Regions from separate parts of the Homo sapiens genome. Here region 1 is linked to region 2. A link is an interaction called in ENCODE POLR2A ChIA-PET data of the cell type or tissue named here. Cell type or tissue: IMR-90. All regions are shown on one strand. Each heading gives the region's core, and the rest is flanking DNA. Links, peaks and the distances in the headings are about the cores only.

What was found. ChIA-PET counts read pairs that join two places held together with the same protein. Peaks named below come from ENCODE experiments on the same cell type or tissue, not always from the same donor. Only the 100,000 strongest peaks of a DNase experiment are listed, where the experiment ranks them.
Region 1: POLR2A ChIA-PET joins it to region 2 with 7 read pairs; 2 of 35 experiments call an interaction of 5 or more read pairs at or near these places.

The regions. Positions count from the first base shown.
Region 1 is chr5:110,748,680-110,755,157 of GRCh38, reverse strand. The region is part of intron 5 of SLC25A46 (solute carrier family 25 member 46); the gene reads right to left. Among named protein-coding and RNA genes, the nearest start is that of SLC25A46, 13 kb to the right of the region's middle. RefSeq lists an enhancer at 2,344-2,603. In IMR-90, for the core only: no CTCF peak of the experiment used is centred there; a DNase peak (open chromatin) is centred at 2,627.
Region 2 is chr5:110,829,294-110,838,329 of GRCh38, reverse strand. No RefSeq gene overlaps it. Among named protein-coding and RNA genes, the nearest start is that of SLC25A46, 95 kb to the right of the region's middle. RefSeq lists an enhancer at 5,917-6,450. In IMR-90, for the core only: no CTCF peak of the experiment used is centred there; no DNase peak of the experiment used is centred there.

The DNA.
Region 1 (6,478 bases), core at 357-5,356, 81 kb after region 2:
AAAGAGAATAGATATGGAAACAAAGAACAGGATTAAAAAAGGCTTTACAAAGTATATAAGAATGACAATTTTTTAAAAAAGTTAAGTAACTCTAATGCAGGCTGACACATTACATTTATGTAGTACCTAATTTCTGAATTATCTTTACTTAGTACAATTACATAATTTTGTGACCATTATATTCTATTATCTTTGTGAGCACCTACTAAATGCCATGACTATGCAAAGTGCTTTGCATGAACTATTTCTAATCTTCATAATAACCCTATTTTCTCCATTTCATAGATGAGGAGATAGGATCAGAGGGGATTAATAACTCATCCAAAGCCAAGTAACCAGTTAGTGTGGAACTCTGTTCTAAACCCCGGTACTCTCTGCCTGTACTGCCTCTCATCTTATTTGATACAAAGAAGAACCTTGTGAGATAAGCAGAGCAGATATTGTCACACTTGTCTTACTGATGAGAAAAATCAGGGTCAAAAAGATCACAGGAAAATGTTCAAAGGAAACAGGCAAAAATGCCAGGTCTGGAACCAAGGTGTAGGATTTTGTGCATTCTGTCTGCTAGTTTGGTTACCTTTGGAAAACAAGAAAAGAAAGAAAAAAAAGGAAGGAAGAAAAAAAAAAGAAAGAAAGAAGGAAGGGAGGGAGGGAGGCAAGCTGAAATGAAATAGAACCAAAGGTGAAAAAAGGGAGTAAGTTCTATCAAGAGAAAAGTCCAAAAAGAGTCAAGATTATAGAGGGTAAAAAAAAAAGAAAAGAAAAAAAAAGAAAGTAAATAAGAAGAAAAAAATGAAAAGGCAGGGGAGATAGAAGAAAAATGAAAAGAAAAAGAGAAAAAAAAAACAGAAAGGGAAGTGCAAAATAAAGATAAGACTTGCTACCAACAGTTTCTCTGATGGAATGGGTACTCATTCCATCATGGCTATGGCTACAGCAGGAATCTAGATAAACATTTTCTATTTCACATGACTGAATTTGAAAAACAACAGCATATACATACATCAGAGACTTTCAGACAATAGAGCAACTACCCCCGATTTCTAAGACCTTAGAGCACCTTCTGGGCCGAACTCTGATTAAATTACTATTAGGATATTTATTTGGCCTGAACAACACAATGTAGCTGAAATCATATTATTCAATGATTAAGTCGAAAAATATAAAAAATAGATTAGGCCTCCCATCTTACTGAAAGTTACTTTATGATTATAAAACAAAATACGTTACATGCTTTGTAAATCATCTTGGCACAGCTAATACTCATGGCCTCACAAAGTATTACCACAGTTTATGACGACACCAATTTTAAGTATGAAACTGTGGTAAACACTTAGGACTGGGTAGCCTCCCCTTTAAATACAATGTCAATTCTGAGTTACCTCCCCTTTGATGACTACTGCCAATTCTTAAGATCATTAAGATAAAAGGAGACTTAAAACCAAGTATTTAAAAAAATGCTTTTGGGACTCTTCTTTGTATCTGTTCTCTACTACTTTATAAAATGGGTAAAATTTACTGTTACAGCTCTAGAAATTTAAATAAGCATACTTAAAAGCTTCAGTCACTAAACCTTTTTATAATTCATTATCAAATACCAAACATGTAAATATATCTAAATTATCTATTTCCAAGCAAAAAATGCCCTCCCTAATGAACGAAAAAATTAATAAAATTTATTCGAGTACCTTGCTTTTCTCAAAACAGTCTAGTTTTTCATTTAACAAATCAAAACACATACTCCTATGCATAATCAACACAAAAAAGGCAATAAAATTCTAAAATAACTCTGTCTCAGCAGTCTTTAATTTTCAAATGGTCAAATAGCTATCCTAATTAAAAAAAAAAAAAAAAAACTTACCCCAACCTACTCTAAACCCCTCATCTTCCAGTTACCTCTCTTCATCAATCCTAGTCAGAGCCAACCATCTAAACTTTCTGTTTCCACGTCTGTACTTTCCCACTCACCTCTGAACCCACTTCAAATTGGTTTTGAACAAAAACAGCTCTTACCAAAGTCTCCAATAATCTGCATGTCATTAAATCTGATGGACATTTTTAAGTCTCTACCTTATTTGACATTTCAGCAGCCATCAGAGCCTCTTCTCTCCTTGAAGCACTCTTTGCCCCTGTGCTCCACTAGCCCATTCTGTTGGTTTTTATCCTGCCTTCTGGTCTCTCCTGACTCCTTTTCAAGACCACCTTTCTTAACCCAGCCACCCCTTGGTTGGAGTTCCTAAGGTTCAGACTCTATTCTTCTACCATAGTGTATCCTTCTTCCCTAGCGACGCTCATATCTAGGGTTAGAGCTTCAAAATCTCCCAAATTAATTTACCTTCAGTTAAGAATTCTTTATATGCCAGCCCCATATCATGTGCCTACAGACAACTCCATCTGGATATGATAAAAGATCTGAAAATGCACTTGTACTAAAGTCCAACTTAAAATCTTTCTTTTCTACTTAAACTCTTTCAGTGTTCCCTACTCAGGAACTATTAATCAGAAAGGAAATCTATTGAATTTGAGGAAGATTTCATTGTGTTTAAAATAACGTGTGTTTAAAATAAGCAAATTCGGAGGGAACCGTTGGAGGAAAACTACAAGATGTTTACAGTGGTATAACCACAGATGTGTGATGAGTCAAAACTAAGTTGGAGTTGAACCAAATGGGTTTTGTGAGAGACTGAACCACACAGGTAGCCTTGGTTACAGGAACTCCTACCTCGCGTTAACAGTCTGAAAAAAGCCACATGTAAATTAAGTAAAGGGTACTGTGGGGGTAGAACGACACATGGTTTAACTCACTGCAACTGGGAGAGAGAACAGGGAAGGGTTTAGCAGTATCTACTGCTAAAGAGATCACACATGACGATCCTGGCTAATATATAATTTGTTAAAAAGTAATACTACTGAGAAATTATAAATTTGCTGACTTAATGAACACTAGAGATCTGCTGTTTTTCTCTTTGATTTGATCATAAACTGTATTTAAAAACCCCTAAATATTGGCAAATCTGTACTATCTCCCCTGTTCTACCTAGTAAATGTTACGCAATTAAAAAACCCCAGGCTAGGAGACCTCAGAGCTCATCCTCCTCATGTAGTAGCTTCTGTGAACTGCTGTTAATGTTTTGTGACCTTGTTTGCTCCTTCTTCCCATTAATAGGATACAGAAACAAACTCTGCCTTCTTCCCATTAATAGGAAAGGTCAAATCTGCCCAAAGAAGAATAAATAATTTTTTAAAAGATATTCACACTATACTTCAAAAAAACAGCTTCATTTGACAACTAGTTACACAAGCCCAAATACAAGAAGTCATTCTTCATACTGCCTTCTCTTTGATCTACCATTCCTAAAGCATCACCAAATTCCCTCAGTTTGACCTAAGTATATTTCAAAACTGTCCACTTACCTCTATCTCAAAAGATACCACCCTGATCTTAGCCACTATCTTTTCTTACCTTTATTATTGTAATAGAATACTAAGATGTCTCCTTTTATTCACTTTGGTCCTCATACAACCTTTTCATCTACAGTTACAATGACCCTTTGAAAACAAATCTGATGTCACTGACCTTACTGAACCTCTTCAATATTCTTAAAATGGCCTACAGGGCCACACATGTTCTGGCTCCCACCTGCTCTGTACCCTTACCCTTGGCCAGAGCTCCAGCCATGTGAGGCTTCTCTCAGTTACACCTGAATTCTCTAGGCTCCCCACTGCAACAGCATTTTTGTACAAACTGGTATGTACCTCCTAATTACCACTCTGATCTACCTTAAGTGTCATGTTACTAGGGACACTGTTTCTAGCCCTTTAATACTTTCATGGAACTATATTCTTTTGCTTCAGAAAACAAATTTCAATTTGCAATTATTCATTAATGGAATTATTGTTCTTAGTGAATGTACTTTTATTAGATTCTGAGCTTCCTGGCAACAGTTACCTTTTGTTTATTTTCCTCACTGTAAACCCGGTTTTTAGCACAGAACCTGGCACATAGTAAGTACTCAGGAAATGTTAGCCAAGTAAATGAATGAATTAATGAGTGGGCCTTATCACCAAAATTATCCAAGTAGAACAATGCAATAGAGGTTACTATTTTGTCTTCTTTGGAAAGATTCAAAATGATGAAAATATATTCCCACTCAGTTGACATGTCTGTCTACTGAGTAAGAAAGTTAGATGATAAAATTTTATAAAGTCCTATGCCTTCCCATTCCTATTTTTCTTTTTTCTTCCCTGTAGCCTGAAATTAATGTTATTCCTTCATCTCTGCTTTAGAGAGGCAACATTACTTGCATAAGGTCCCAGAAATAAAAAGTGGAATAGCCAGGACCTGAACCAATAGTGTTCTGGTTGCAAATATAGTCAACCCTCCATATCCATGGGTTCCACATACATGGATTCAGGCAACTACGGATTTACAATATTTATTTAAAAAAGGGATAGTTGCATCTGTACTGAATGTGTACAGAGTTTTTTTCTTTCTTGTCATTATTCCCTAAACAATATAGAATAACAACTATTTACATAGCATTTACATTGTATTTGGTATTACAAGGAATCAAGAAATGATTTAAAGTATACAGGAGGTTATGTACAGGTTGTATGCAAATACAACACCATTTTATAAAAGGGACTTAAGCATCTCTGGATTTTGGTATCCACTGGGGGTCCTGGAATCAATCCCCTACAGATATGAGGAACAACTGCATTGAATTTTTTTCACTCTACCAAATGGAATTTCCTGCATTTTGTTATTTTTTTACAGAATTGTTTGTTAAAGAATTTCAAGAATATTTGACTATAAGTACTAACTTGGGATCTTATCTAGTGATATAAAAGCAATAAAGTGAATAGTTAGCCAAACAACGAAATACAGATTTTTAAAGAATAAAACAAGAAACTCTGAGCTGCCCAAATGTTGCTGACCTTTCTAATCTTTGTTTTGTTTCAAACGTTTTAGCAAAGTTTATTTAAGGCACTTCAAGACTACGAGGTCCTTCAAAAGCAATCACATTGGAAAAAAGCTTACTATCAGTTTCTCTTGCTTTCATTTCCTTCCCTGTAAGGACTAAATCCCAACATTGGGCATATGCGTTACACTAGTAGCTATGCCTTCAACTATCTCACTTCTTTAACAATGCAAAAAATTCACCTTGCCAGAGAATAAATTTGGATTAACAAACCATTCCAAAGCCTTTAACATTATCGATAGGATGATATACAAAAATATAGTGCTGATATAGAAAATCAGAGTAATGCCAAATAGCACCTTAAAAATTTCTAATTTCCAATATTACCTATTAACATTCCTTTCATATACTCTTTGTAAGATTCCTTTGTTACCCATCATTGTGACTGTCCCAAATGTGTATCATTCCTCTCATGCTTTTCTACTACAACCCCAATGCTTATCATTTTTTCACCAAATAACCCTGTATCCTGCTTCACAGAGAAAAGAGAGACCCAAAAGCAAATTTCCCTAATTTCTCTACCCTCTCTCTCAAATGTATCTACACTTCTAATTCTCCCATTTTTGGTTTCTAGAACATGATTGTCCTACATCTTATGCTATTTCCAATTTGTCTGAGGCCCTCTCTAATTTCTCTCATTATCTCCCCCAACTACCCCCCTTCCCACCGCTCCCACACACACACGGCACACATGTATGCCTAGGATTCTGTCCTTGGTCCATTTTATTCATTTAATCTATGCTTTCTCCTTAGGTGATTTCATCTATCCTAAGCTTCAGCTGCTACTTTTATGCCACAATACCCAAAGCTCTCCCTGTGCTTCAATTTTCTATTTTTTTTTTTTTACTCTGATCCATGGTTCCAACCAAATATGAGACATGTCCCTCTCCCTCAATGTCTTGCAAGAATCTCAAACTTCATTTATTGAAAGATAAATTCTTTATCTTCTTCCCTACTCCAACTTTTTCTTCTTCTTGAATTCTCCATCTTGGTTAACATTTTCCAATCTAGAAATCTCAGTCACTACTGACAACTCATTCTCTCCTATCTCCAATTACCAAGCTAACATAATGACCATCGACTATACTTCAGAAATGTCTAGCCAGCTCATCCCTTTCTGTTCTGTTCCACAGTTCAGAACCTTCTCAGCCTCGCCTAGATTATTACAATAGATCTCCATAAATCTGTCTATACAACTCCATTTATTTTATACTGCCATTTGAATATATCTTGATCAGAACATCTATATATTAAAAAAAGAAACACATTCCAAACCCATAGAGAATAAACTTAAAAAGGCACAATCGTATTTTAATGTAGCACCTCAGCTTCTTTTCCTGATATTCAATTTCATACATACCCAATATTCCAAACATAAGACACTTCTTTTATTACCTAGACTGTCCAACCCCGTGACATTGGACATGTTACCTCTTCTTGCTTACATGTGTCTCCTTCATTAAATGAATACTTAAAGAGCGGGAATTGCTCACATA
Region 2 (9,036 bases), core at 2,315-7,314:
AGACTGTCAGTTTCCCTACTTTTGAAGTTTTGGGGCTTGGACTGATTCACCACTGGCTTCCTTGCTCCTCAACTTTCAGATGGCCTATTGTGGGACTTTACCCTGTGATCATGTAAGTCAACTCTCCTTAATAAATTCCCTTTCATATATACATATATCCTACTAGTTCTGTCCCTCTAGATAACCCTGACTAATACAGGCAATAAGAATGAATGAACCAAAGTGAAGTAAATACGTTGATTAAAAGGAAGCATATGAGTCTTTCTTTTCCAGGTTCTAGTCTGACATGAAAAGAGCTTGAAAGTCATCATTCCTGTCCTCACCACAAAAAGAAAATTGAACAAACTGAAAATCAAGATCCCTTTTTAGGCCCACAAAGAATTGAGGTCACAGGACAAACTGCTGCCCTGAAAACTGGAGGGAAGGGGGTTACAAAGAACCCTAACTTACCTTACTGGAAGCAGCAGCCCAGGAGAAAAAGCTTTCAGATGGAGCCAGCATCAGTAGGAATACTTGAACTTTATTTGATAAATTCTAGAGGCTCAGTGTAGACTAGCTTGAGAATTAAAAATTCTGGAAGGTATTTTTGGAAGTCCCCAAACTTTTATGAGCTTTGCCTATAGGATCCCCGCCTGGTTCTTATTGTGAAGACTGAAGAAAAATCTATTCATGCTTCTGGCAGGGGAAGGGAAACTATAACCATTTAAAAATATATCCAGAGCTCTCTGTTCTCCTTAACAAAGGTCTACCCTTAGAAAAATATTTTATCAGAACCTAACAAACTTGAGTTTTGCCAGAGCCTAACTGACCCGAGTGGGTCCTAGAGGACTTGGATTTGGTAATTTTTCCCTTCTTTGGGGAAGGGAAACACCCAAATAAAGTCCTCTCTGGCCTTGCTATCTCACCTAAGTAATGAATTTTTTTAAAAAGCTGAGAAGCCCTTGTGAAGGTCACAGCCCAGGGACACAGGTTTTCTAAAAGACTGAGATATAATCATAGGATTATAAAATGCTTCTCATTTCCTCATATTCTACCACCATATCAATAGGACTTTTGTGGAATAATAGGAGGTATAGCTGAAAGAGCTGTAAGACTCTGGCTCTATTTAAGAAGGAATATTTATTTATTTTATTATTACTTAATAATAAATTCAGGCTGGAGTGCAGTGGCACAGTCACATCCAGGCTGTAGTGCAGTGGCATGATCACAGTTCACTACAACCTTGGCCTCCTGGGCTCAAGGGATTCTCCTGCTACAGCTGGGACTGTGGCAAGCCAGATTTCCATTAGCAGTCAGAGCATCCAGCGTCCACTAACCCTTGGCTGTAATTCTGATGAATGCATAAGTTAAACATTAGAGAACTGTTGAAGCTGTGCCTGAATATGAGGGCTGGAATATAAAAACAAATCCATTAAGATCCTGCCTGGGTTTTATCAGACCCTATAGCCTGATTTAATGATAAAAGCATTTTTACACATACACCTTGTACTAGGGTCCACTTAAGATTACACTTTCCAAGGTTTTAGAGAAAACATTCCAGACCCTAGACCCTAGTTAAAGATTAGATATAGATTAAGTAAAACAATACTGCCTGTGGGTGCACTCCCATCCATATGCATAGAGCTTAAAATGTATATAAGCACTGAAGAAAATCTTGTAACTTTGAGTTAGTCTGGTGAATTTCTTCCACCTTTTCCCTGTGGTGGGTTACAGAAATAAATTCTCTTCTTTCCCAGTCCATCTGCATCTTGTTATTGGACCATGAGACTACGCAGACATACCTCATTCTGTCCAGGAAAAGGGCCACAGGTGCATACCACCACACCTGGCTAACTTTTGCATTTTTTTGTAAAAATAGAGTTTCACCATGTTGCCCAGGCTGGTCTCAATATCCTAGGCTGAAGCAATCCTCCCCGCTCAGCCTCCTGAAGTGCTGGCATTACAGCCATCAGCCACTGAGCCCAGCCAGAAAGAATCATTAGAAAAACCAAAGACTACAGAGGAGACAAAAATAAGGACACTAGAGGAAATTTTAACCCCTGACACCACAGCTATAGCAAACAGTAAACAATGTCAAACTCAGCCAAATAAATATAAAATCTCACACTAAAGGACTATTCACATCATTTTTTTTTTTACCCAATACATTCTGTACATCTTTCAGAAAACATTTTCAAGGCTGTGAGAGGCAAAAACAAACAAAATATCATAGTCTGAACAGACAAAGCAAACATAAGAACTAGAGTCAGACATTAAGGACTTTGGAATTATCAGACCAAGAATTTAAAGTAACTGATTAGTGTGCTAAAGTCTCTAATGTAAAAAGTGGACAACATGTAAGAACAGATGGGTAATGTAATAAGGGAGATGAAAACTCTAAGAAAAAAACAAAAGAAAAAGCACCGTAATAGAAATGAAGAATGCTGTTGGTGGGCTGAATGTGACACCAGACATTGCTGAGGAAAGAATTAATGAACTTAAAGATATAAAAAATATAAACTCCTCAAAATGGAATAGACAGTTATAAAATATGTAACATAGGCATAAAGAAAATACAAGAAAGAAAGAGACAGGTGGAGGGAGGGAGAGAGTGAACAAGGTAGGAAAGGAAGAAAGGGAAGAAAAGAAGAGAAAAGAAAAGATGGGAAAGGGGTAGAGGAAATAATTGAAGTCCTTGAGATAGTTTGCTGAGAATGATGGTTTCCAGCTTCACCCATGTCCCTACAAAGGACATGAACTCATCATTTTTTATGGCTGCATAGTATTCCATGGTGTATATGTGCCACATTTTCTTAATCCAGTCTATCATTGTTGGACATTTGGGTTGGTTCTAAGTCTTTGCCATTGTGAATAGTGCCGCAATAAACATACGTGTGCATGTGTCTTTATAGCAGCATGACTTATAGTCCTTTGGGTATATACCCAGTAATGGGATGGCTGAGTCAAATGGTATTTCTAGTTCTAGATCCCTGAGGAATCACCACACTGACTTCCACAATGGTTGAACTAGTTTATAGTCCCACCAACAGTGTAAACGTGTTCCTATTTCTCCACATCCTCTCCAGCACCGGTTGTTTCCTGACTTTTTAATGATTGCCATTCTAACTGATGTGAGATGGTATCTCATTGTGGTTTTGATTTGCATTTCTCTTGGTTTCTAATTTAAACAAGTGACAACTTACGTTATAGAGTACTGGGGAGGAGCAGGTTTGCACAAGACGATAAGGATCTGTTTTTTTTTTTTTTCTATGTTCAGTTTCATGTGCATGTAGGAAATTCAGAGGTATTGAGTGAGCCATTGAGTAAGCCTATTTACTAATGAATAAAGCTCAGGAAAGATAAATGAGAGGGAGATAAGTTTAGATTAATCAGACAACAGCAAGTTCTCACAATATTGTTGACAGGTTACTGAAAACTGCAACTTTAAGCAAAACAATGTGTAACAAAACCCATTTTACCACAAGCAAATTTATATAAACAAAAGTTCCTATGGTATAATTCTAGTCACAAAAACTTTACCAAACTTCTCAATGAAGACCAAAACACTAATAGTAAACATTGAAATAAATGTGAGCTATACATGCTTAAGAATGATTAATAAAAACAGGAAAGATAATTATTTACCCAGAATTGAGGGTGGCTATAGCCTATCCTGATAGCTCAGGGTGCAAGGTGGCCACCAATCCTGGACAGGACACCATCCTATTGCAAGGTACACACACACACACACTCGCTCAGATTGGGACAATTTAGACATGCCAGTTCACATGACATACACATTTTTGGAAGGTACCAGTGTACCTGAAGAAAACCCACGCAGACATGGGGAGAATGTGCAAACTCCATACAGATGGTGGATCTAGCCAGAAACTGATTTTTTTTTTTTCTCATCAACATATAACCAAACAACATTGAATGCAACAATGCTATTCAAGGACTTGCTGTATAGGATGGAATTGAAGTCATAGGAGTAGATGAGATTACTGAGTACAACTGTGTAGAGAAAGAAGAGAAGAGGGTCTAGGACAGAATCCTTAGGAATACCAACATTTTAGAGAAAGTCAAAAGAAAACTTCACAAAAAATATTGAATGAGAGAAGTCAGAGTAGTAATTGGAAACCTGAAGAGAGGAGTATGTTTAGAGGCAAGAGAAGAAAGCCTTGGAAGAAAGAATGTGAAGTTAATAGGATCAACTGTAGCCAAGGTCAATATTGAAAAGTGTCACTTGAATTTAATATAAAGTTGTTCTTTCTAATCATGAAAAAATTATGGAGATGATTTTGGTGGAGTTGGGGTCGAAGCCAGATTGTGATGGGTTTTTAAATGAATTATAGGGAGAAGAATATCTTGACACAAGAACTGCAGGAAGTGTGTTTCTGAAGGGGAAGACACATGGAGAGACATAGACTGGGAGCTGAAGGAAGACATGGAATCTGGAGAAGTTTTCTGTTTTATACTTTTATGATGGGAGACACAGAGTATATTTAAATACTAGTTCAAAAGTGCCTGTGGAGGGAAATGGTAAATTTTAGGTGTGAGAGGAGATCCTGAGTAGATGGAAGAGATGACATCCAAATAGCATGTAAAGGAATTAAGTCTAAGCAAGATTATTCTCCTCTTTTTTTAACTTTTTAACTGAGGATGAAAATATTTTTTCAGGTTATAGATCAGGAATTCTTATGTTTCTATTTTATAAATTAAATAGGAGAAGTCATTGGCACAGGACTTTGGTGAAGTCTGAGTATATCATATGAATTTATAGTTTTAGCAATATGTATGCTAATGTAACTCTTCTACAAAATCTAGTCACTTACATGTTGTAATGGACAACGTAAATTCTTGGATTGATCCAGAACTGTGATATTGCCAGATTGGTGCAATAAAAAGATAGTTGAGATGATTACCAAGACATTTAAATGCCATGAAAACAATACTGAAAAGAAAATGACAGAAACATGGATAATGGAGCTTATAGATAGTCAGAAAGTTAGTACATACCATCTAACTCACAGGATTATTTGAAATTAAATTAATTCATATTTTTAAAGCTTGTAAAATAGTGCCTGACATATAATATATATTCAATGAATGTTATTTTCCACCTGTCAGAGATTTCCAAATCTCTGTGAGTCAGATGTTATTTCCTCCTTGTGTATAGATGAGCCAATTGAGGACCCAAAATATATAGTAAGTGGTAGGGATGTGATTTAGAACTCAGGAAATCTGGCTACAGAGCCTATGCCATTAACTACTATGCTACGTAATCACCTGATCTGCACCATGTAGTGAAATAATAAAGGGAATGAGCTGAAGGGTTAGGGGTTTGCAGTTAGAAAGGAGGATGTCTGAATTCATGATTTCAGAAGTAGAGCAGTTCTCAGTGACTATTAGATTTAGGGCGCAGCCATGAAACTAAATGGTTGAAATGTAATGAAGGTCACTAGGGATAAGGAAGTGAAATTTAGAGCGTTGTGAGAGTGAAACAAGGAGTAAGTTTGTAATAGCCATGACGCAGAAATCCACATAGAATCAGTTTTGCATGAATAATGAAAAAACCTATTGAAGAATATTGAGGTCCTAGCTCATATTGAGTACATTTAGTTTTGAAGAGGAAGTAATTGAATAAAACTGAAGTGTGTCTCCAGGAATCATTGGTACTCCAGGGGAGAGAAAAGAAAATACAGTACTGAATTTGTAACTGCCTGAGGAGTTCTTCCTGCCCATGCATAATGAAAAACTACAGCATTGTAGTAGAGAAAGAGTTTAGTAGACACTAGGATGGACAAGTCGTGTGGGAGACGAAGTTTGTACTCAAATCATCTCCTCAGAAGCTCGTAGGTTAGGGGTTTTTCAAAGGCAGTTTGGAGGACGGGGTCGGGTGGCCAGATAACAGATGCTTGCTGCTAATTGGTTGGGTGGAGATAAAATCATAGAGGGTGAAAGCTGTCCTCCTGTGGGCTGAATCGCCTCTGAGTGGGGCCACAGGAGCAGAGTCCAGGTGGAGCCATGGGTATCAGACATGCCAAAAACCTGGAAAGATTTCTCAAAAGGCAAATCTACAATAGTAGTGTTATTTGCAAGATTAATTGGGGTAGATGCATCTCTTATGACCTCCAGAATAATGGCTGATAATCCTTTATGCCTACACCTTAGCAGGACTCAGACTTCTCTCCTCCGCCCAGCTTGATGGCCTCTCATTAACTTTACAAAAGTGGTCAAGTCTTCGGGCAAGGCTATTATCATTTAAACTACAGCCTAAATGTCTTCCAAAGTTAATTTGGGGAATAATTAAGGGAAAAGCAAGAAAAGTCAGCCTAGTATTATAATTTTTCTCACTGATATAAGTTTTGCAAAGGTAGTTTCAGCTTTAATTGGGGTTGGCAATGGCAATGTGGTCACTACAGATTTGTAATGGATTAATAAGGAATTGTAGGGCACTATTGGAGGGAAAGTTGAAATTGTTGATCATGGGTGTGAGCTTGGAAAAGAGGCTACAAGGCTAGGAGAGAGATATGGAATTGGAAATTAGAGAGCAGTCAGTGGAATAGGGGTTAGCATAAAGGCCAACATCAAGCTTATCAGGAATGAGTAGATAAAAAATCTGGAATGACTAAATGTATTTAAGAATGAAAATTCAGCCTATTTTTGTAGATGTGCTTCATGGGATGACAATCCAAATTGTAGCCATGTTTGCTAATAGCTGAAAAATGAAGACAAACTTCATGGTTTGAAGACATCAAGTAAATCTGTGAAAAGAGGATTTTATAAAGATCATTGATGTGGATCCTGAAGTTACAAGACAGAGAAAGGAGTAGTGAATGACCCAAATAATAAAGTCATTAAAGAAGGTGATGATTTCTTTTGGTAGGGTAATAACTGAGAGTTGAAATAATGGAATAATCTTGGAGTAAAGACACCTCAAAGTCAAGGGAGTTTAGTACAAGTGTAATGTGGAAATAGAAAGGGGCAATGAGACTAAAAAATGGAAAAAGTGACCTTCTTTTGAAAGGACTGCAAAAGTGATATCATTGATGGAATATAAATATTAAAGTAAGGAAGAGAAAGGATTAATTAACAATGTGGACATTTGCTTAAAATAGAAGTTTAAGGGAGCAAGGTGAAATATGCTATTATAAACCTGAAAGTGAGGAAATTGATAGAGCTGAGAATAAGAAGAGATTAACAGAATAGATATGAGAATTTGAGATGATTGAGAAATAAACTGAGGGTATTCAAACTGAAGTATGTATGTGTTTGAGAGGTGGGCAAAGAAAAGAAGGAGCACCTGAGTTCTGTTAAGTTGAAATGAGTCTAGCATCAGAGTGATGCAGGATTTTTCTTGATCACTTTTGTCAGCTGGAGATACCCAGCTGGCAAGACCCTTGCCTCTCCTCGATCTGCAGCTTTGGGGCTGGCTCAACTCCCCCACTATTTCTGTCATGTGGGGCGGCTGCCCTCCATCAGCAGAGAGAAGAGGGCCACTATGTTACAGCCTCCTCTGTACCCACATTCAGTGGGTTCCAAGCTCTTCTCTCATGTCTAAGAATGAGGATACGCTTCTAACCAAAGACTGAGGGGGCCAGAAAATAATTTTGTTGAGTGACGAAACAGCTCTCAGCAGAGAGGGGCTGCACCGACATTGGGTGGTTTCTATCTCAGTGTGGCTGGGTCCAGGGCATTTATAGGCTCAGAATGGGGAGGGCACACTGATTGGTTTGTGAGTATTCAAAAAAGGTTAAAACAAAGACACCACTCAAAGGTGGGCATGGCAGTGTAAAAAACCAATTAGGGAAGGGTAGATATATATAAAATAGGTGAAAGGTGGGAATCAATCAGAGAAAAACATGCCAAATGGGAAGACAGATTATCAATCTGGTCCATAGATTTGACTTGCAGCTTGGCTTTTGGGCTTTAAACTGTCCTTTGCGTGGAGGTGGGGTTTTACTGGGGACCCACCCCTATCTGCCTAGGCACTTGTCTGCCTCCTGCCTCTATCATTCCCTGCTCTGAAGAGGTACATCTAACTACCATTAGGATAACGATGATGACCCATCTTAACTCTTTCCTGCTTACAGGCAGTGCTGTTTTGGGAAGATGGCAGATTTTTCTTACAGGCCTATCTAAGGGTCTCCAGGAAAAGGGAGCCATCAACTGAAAATCAAGTTGCATTATCATTTGGAGTTTGATGGCCTGAAGGTGAGAAAAACAAACTGTGTTATTAGAAGACATGAATTAAAACAGAACATGGGGCTAAAGACAGCTCAAAAATCCTTAGACTGCCAACATGCCAAGGTAACTAGTGGCTATAGTTATGCCTGCTAAGATTTGGGTGTTTGGTGCTTGCCTTTTGTTAGCTTCCTTGGTCTTATTTTCTTAAACAGAAACCTCCAGGTTATGGGCATCCCATTTACCTAATCACCTGGCAGGATTTGCAGGATAATTGCCCAAAATTACAATATTGATCCAGATTTTTACATTACCCATTCCTTTTGTTTCTACTGAGCTGCAGCCAGAGATCACTGATTGGTTCACAGAAATAAGCAGGGTTAGTCTGAAATGTAGACAAATACTTAAAAACAACTAATGAGACTAGAATTTAATGACAAGTGTATGATACATTTTGAAACATATTTTTTCTCTCTCCAGTCCTCATTTTTGTTAAAAACAAATCATGATAGGACTGATTCTTTGCAAAATAAACTTTAGTCTTATACTTTGCCTGATTATTTGCATAAAGTGCAGCAAGAATAATTATTTTCACAAAGGTTTTTTAAATTGGCTCTGATGGAACTCTGTTCCACAATGAATCTGAGATAAGGCCTTTTAAAGCCAAGCCCAGACATGGGTTTGTACCCTCAAATATGTATGAGTTGAGTAAATTCCTCTCTTGAGGTCCCAAGATAAGTTGGAGCTCATGGGCCTATTAGAAAGTGACATTCGTTATGCACCACAGGTTAGGAACCCTGTACAGGGAGTATGTAGACAAGGTATAAGGCCAGTTTTCCCAAGGGGCTTTTATTGGCTATGCAAGTCAAG